Linked DNA regions of Mus musculus: region 2 is linked to region 1. Evidence: chromatin loops called from intact Hi-C (ENCODE). Cell type or tissue: gastrocnemius. All regions are shown on one strand.

The links. Peaks named below come from ENCODE experiments on the same cell type or tissue, not always from the same donor. Only the 100,000 strongest peaks of a DNase experiment are listed, where the experiment ranks them.
Region 2: a loop joins it to region 1, with 1.9 times the contacts of the local background. A loop is called at or near these places in 12 of 42 quality-filtered maps.

The regions. Positions count from the first base shown.
Region 1 is chr1:155,139,205-155,141,704 of GRCm38, reverse strand. All of the region lies in intron 1 of Mr1 (major histocompatibility complex, class I-related), which reads left to right. Among named protein-coding and RNA genes, the nearest start is that of Mr1, 6.4 kb to the left of the region's middle. In gastrocnemius, a CTCF peak has its summit at 1,387 (motif pointing right); a DNase peak (open chromatin) is centred at 1,418; H3K27ac peaks cover 266 bases.
Region 2 is chr1:155,083,882-155,086,381 of GRCm38, reverse strand. No RefSeq gene overlaps it. Among named protein-coding and RNA genes, the nearest start is that of Gm9530, 1.9 kb to the right of the region's middle. In gastrocnemius, no CTCF peak of the experiment used is centred here; a DNase peak (open chromatin) is centred at 1,271; H3K4me3 peaks cover 495 bases; H3K27ac peaks cover 1,488 bases.

The DNA of each region.
Region 1 (2,500 bases):
TCTGTGTCCTGAAAGTCAAAATGAGGCTGAATTAAAGAGCAATATACTAATGTGTTTGGTGAAGAAAATCTCTAGTCAGAAGTGTTCAGACTGTGGCGGTTACTGTCCCTGCTTTTAGCCCATATTACAGCAATAGACAGCTGAAAGCTGAGGGGAAATATTTGAAAAGTATATAGTTTGGCAGGGAAAGGGACATGAATACAGTTGTGGTCAAAGCAAGTGTGGGAAAAGCTGTGATAATTCATACAGGTATTAGTACTATTAAAGAAAAATCTCACATCTCTCCAGCCCCAAGATTTTGGATTTCGATCAGTGTTGGAACCCTTAAGATGTTAGGGGGTAGGGGGGGCTGGGGAAATGGCTCAGTGGTTAAGAGCACTGACTGCTCTTCCAGAGGTCCTGAGTTCAATTCCCAGCAACCACAAGGTGGCTTACAACCATCTGTAATGAGATCTGATGCCCTCTGCTGGTGTGTCTGAAGACAGTAACAGTGTACTTTTTTTTTTTAATGATTTTCAGACAAGCAAAAACTTTAATAAAATCAATCTCTCAAAGTAAAATAAATAAATAAATAAAAAGATGTTAGGGACTTTCCCAGTTGTAAAATGCACCTTGTATCATGAGGTAGCCATGGGCCTCTGGGGTCAGGGCTGTGGATTGAATGTGAAATGCACCCCCCCCAGGTTTGTATATTTACACACTAGGTGCTCAGTTGGTAGTGTCTCTTGAGAAGTTGTGTGGTTTGGGGGGCACACAACACAGATAACAGGTCTTAAGGTTGGCTAAGGGTTATTATCGTCCAGCACAATTCTAGCCTGAGCCCTCTGCTTTCTGACCTGGAAGGATATGAGGAACCGTAGCACAAGCTCCAGCAAGCCCAGACCAGGCTGATCCCAGCCACTCTTTCCTCTTCTCCATGGACTCTACTCCTTTATTCCATGAGCCAAAACAAATCCTTCCCCCCTTCGGTTTCTATCATGTATTTCTCAGTAGGGACAAGAAAAGTAATTAATACAGTGGCTAAGAAGTCAGACTGGCACATTTGTCAGTTTTAGACTTGCCGTTAAGAGCCAGTCTCTTGACAGTTGTTAGGAGAAGGGACTAATGGCTTCTGCTGCGTGCAGAACCATCGACATCACTGCATGCTTTGAGGAGTGTCCCAAGGTTCTTTTACCTAAAATACAACCATTTACTTCTCTCCTCATTCCCACAATCCCCGGGATCTCAAAGAGTAGTTATCAGAAATCACAATCATTTTTACCGTACTAAGACACTGAGCTGCTTGAAGAGGGTAACAATAAACTGTTCTTTATTGAAATGGCTACCCAATCAGAACCTCCTACCAACCTGAGGAAGATCTGCTTGGGCTCTAGGGACTGGAAGATCAAAGACTGAAACATGTCTGACACAAGGGGGCAGGAGAGAGCACTTTAATCCAGGCTCTGGAAGAGTCTCTCAAGCAGAGTTGAGTAGTCATAGGTAGAGAAGCTCCCGATGTGAGAGTTCAGCTTTTGATTTCTGGTTCCTTCACTGTGGCTTTTAAGGTTGTGCTTAATTTAGTTAATTTTGAGTAATGTACTTAATCTCTCTGCACCTTCCATCTGTGGAATGGGAATGATGGGACCTACCTTGATGGATGTTATTGTGAAGGCTGGGGATGTAGCCCGATAGATAAGAGTTCTTGTCTAGCTTGTACAAAGTCCTGGGATCAATCCCTCGTGCCACCTGAACCAGATTTGGTGATTTGTGAGGCAGGAGAATCAGAAGGTCAAGGTCATGGTTGACTACATAGACAGTTTGAGGCCAGCCTGACATGAGACCATGTTTTGTTTTGTTTAATTATTGTGAGGAATGAATGAAGCCAATGTTGCTCAAGGGTTTGTATAGCACTGGCCACATGGTCCCTGCACAAAAAATAAATACACGTAAATAGTGATGATGGAGGTACCTGCTGCCCTTTAGGCCTCACTGAAGGTGTAACTGGTCTGGCTTGATCTCCTTGGAGGATTTCTCAGGAACACTCCTACTCCTACGTGAGCAGGGTTGCTGTCTTGCCTACACCCCATAGGTGCCTTTTTTGTTTGTTTGTTTTTGTTTTTGTTTTTGTTTTTGTTTTTTGTTTTGTTTTGTTTTGGTTTTTCAAGACAGGATTTCTCTGTGTAGCCCTGGCTGTCCTGGAGCTCACTTTGTAGACCAGGAAGGCCTCAAACCCAGAAATCCACCTGCCTCTGCCTCCCAAGTTAAAGGCGTGGGCCACCACCGGCGGACTCGGTGCCTCTTTTGTGACACTTGTATTTGTTCTGTTATATAAAAATCCCCAGTTATACTGTAAATTTCTGGAGGGAAGAAGTGGTACCTGATTCATTTTCCTCTTCAGATGTTGCATCATAGCTTGTCCATGGTAGATATTCAATAAAAACAAGTCCGGGGTTTTATATTCCAGTAATTTTCCTTAGATGTTTGTCAAAAGTGGCCCAACTGCTATTGTACCAAGTTAAAG
Region 2 (2,500 bases), 55 kb after region 1:
ACTCAGTTTCTGGGAGAGGGGCTCTAAAGTACAAACATCCCTGCTGGGCCTATGTCTCTCAGAACCTGTAGTCCCTCCCCTAGAGAGGGTATTTGAGCCTTTCGATGTGATAAATCCTCGAAAACTAGAGTGGATGAAAGCCGTGATAAACACAAGTATGCAAATTGCACCCACAAAGAACACAGAAGATAGGCGAATCTTCCCACCCGACTCTAACAGTAAGAACTTGTACTGTAGCTCCCGAAAGGGGACAGATGTTTGTTCCTTCATTAATGAAGGTCATTATCTGCATTCCTATTGCTAGGGATGATCACGTCCTCAGTCCAGGAACTCTGTGCCTCTGGAGAGCAGGGATTCTGATAAAAAAAACACTGACCAAGGGGCAGGACCTTGCTAGCCAATGGTGTACAGCTTTTAACCTTTTAATTAAGGCATGTTTCATTTACTTACAAACGGGTAGAGCTGTAATAAATGTATCCTTATGAGAGCCCTCCCCCCCCCCCCAGGTCTAACAAACAAAGGCAATTTACTATACAAGTGTGAATATGAGCCTAATTGAAGAGTTTCCTATTGTTTCCTTAGGGACACAGCTCCTTTAGGACTCTGCCTTGCTCTCTAAGTTTAATTCTCCCAGTTGACCAGAGCCCATGGGAGGCCAGCAGAATCTCTGGCAGGGGAATGGAGAGCCTATCTCCAACGGCATCTGAGCTCTATCTGCCCTTCTCTCCAGGTAGCTTTTAACTTCAGCAACACTCACGGCTCCCTTCAAAGATGTATTTCTCTGCTCTCTCCACCAGAACTGACCGCCCCTCATACTTGGTGAATCAATTCACCCCCAGAAGACATCTCTGCGATCAGTTGTTCACGTGTTTCTTTTCCTGACCTGCCTGTGCCCTCCCTACACCTAAACCACATTCATCTTTCTACCCTCAGAATTTGGTATCGACTTAGGACTGACTCTGGCTGTTGTCTGGGGCAACTCAGGTCCTGGTTTGCTCCTTCAGTCTGACTTCCAGTCATTTAGTCTTTCTTAGTCTTAATTTCTTCATTTAAAAATAAATCTTGCCAATTCCAGCTCTCACGGTTATGAATTAAAAATGAGACGACGACAAGGACGACGGGTGGAAGTGCTGAGCAAAAGCCAGGTGGTGGAGGTGGTCGGGAGGGGCATTTAGCTCTGAGGGAAGACTTTTTTGTCTTAGTCGGCACTGGTAGCCATCATGAAGTAGTATACAGAGAAAGTTATCTCTCACGGTTGGTTCTGGATGCTGGAAGACTGCCATCAGGATGCTAGCGGGATGCACCCGGGTGAGCCTTCCATGGCTCACGGAGAGCTGGTTTCTTCTGTTCTCCCTTGGCAGAGCTCTCTCTTGAAAGTCCACAGTCCTGTTAGATAAGGGCCCCACCCTCACTGACCTCATTAAATCTTTTAGTATCCTGCTGTCTCCAGATATAGTCACAAGGGACACTAGGCCTTCGACAAATGAGTGGGGAGAAGGCAATTCAACCATAACAGTAGTTAAGGGTATACGCCCTTCAGACCTCTCCCCCATGTCCTGCTCACAGGTCTGGAGCCCCCCCCCCCATCATCCAGTTCTCAACTACAGCACATGAATCATGAACAATTCGAAGACGTCTCAATTAATTGACTGAAGCTTTTTCACTGTACATCCAATGGCTTGTGAAGATGAGTCCATTCATTGCTTCATTCTGTCTTTATAACCTCAGATGAGGAAATGAGGCCCAGATCTCTTGCCTCAGTCCTCTAATTGTACTTTCCATGTCTTTCCACCACGCCAAGATCTCTGCCATATCTACCTCAAAGGGACACAGGGCTCTAAGTCCTGGAAAGGACCAAGAATTTCCACTAGGACCACAGCTGAAATGTTTCCCTTCTCTCTGTCTCTTCCTGGGTTCTTTCCTATTTCCTATTTTATGGCCTGAATTAAAAAGCTAAAACAAACAGTAACAACAAAAAACGACACACCGAATGACAAAAATGTTCTTTGAAGAAAGAACATTACAAATCCAAAGTATTAACATTTTATTGTAATTTGAGGTCAGCTCCAAAGCATCTTGCACACTCCCTTAGTGCATTTCTTTGGGACGTGTTCTGTACAATAGGACAAATGGAGAACTGTCGATTTCATTGTACTCATTCGCTAAGCTAAACATTAACTTAGTTTAGAAGCGTACACAGTGTTAGGACCTCTGACCAATGTCAGTTGATTCTGCTCCTTGGCACCGAGCGTCTGCCCACAATACTGACCTTAATCCTGACACTGAGAGGAGGAGACATTGTGGGGTCCACAAAACTCCTATACACAAAATGCGCGAGTGCCGTTAATGGTCAAAACCTTAAGGATGGAAACAGCGTAGCAGGGAGAAGTGGAGATTTGGGACCACCCACCCAGTGCTTGGTCAGGGGATGGAGTCCTGCGCTGACGATCTGAAATTCCGAGGGCGATTCTAGCTTTGGCCTCGCGCTCCAGCCTTGTGC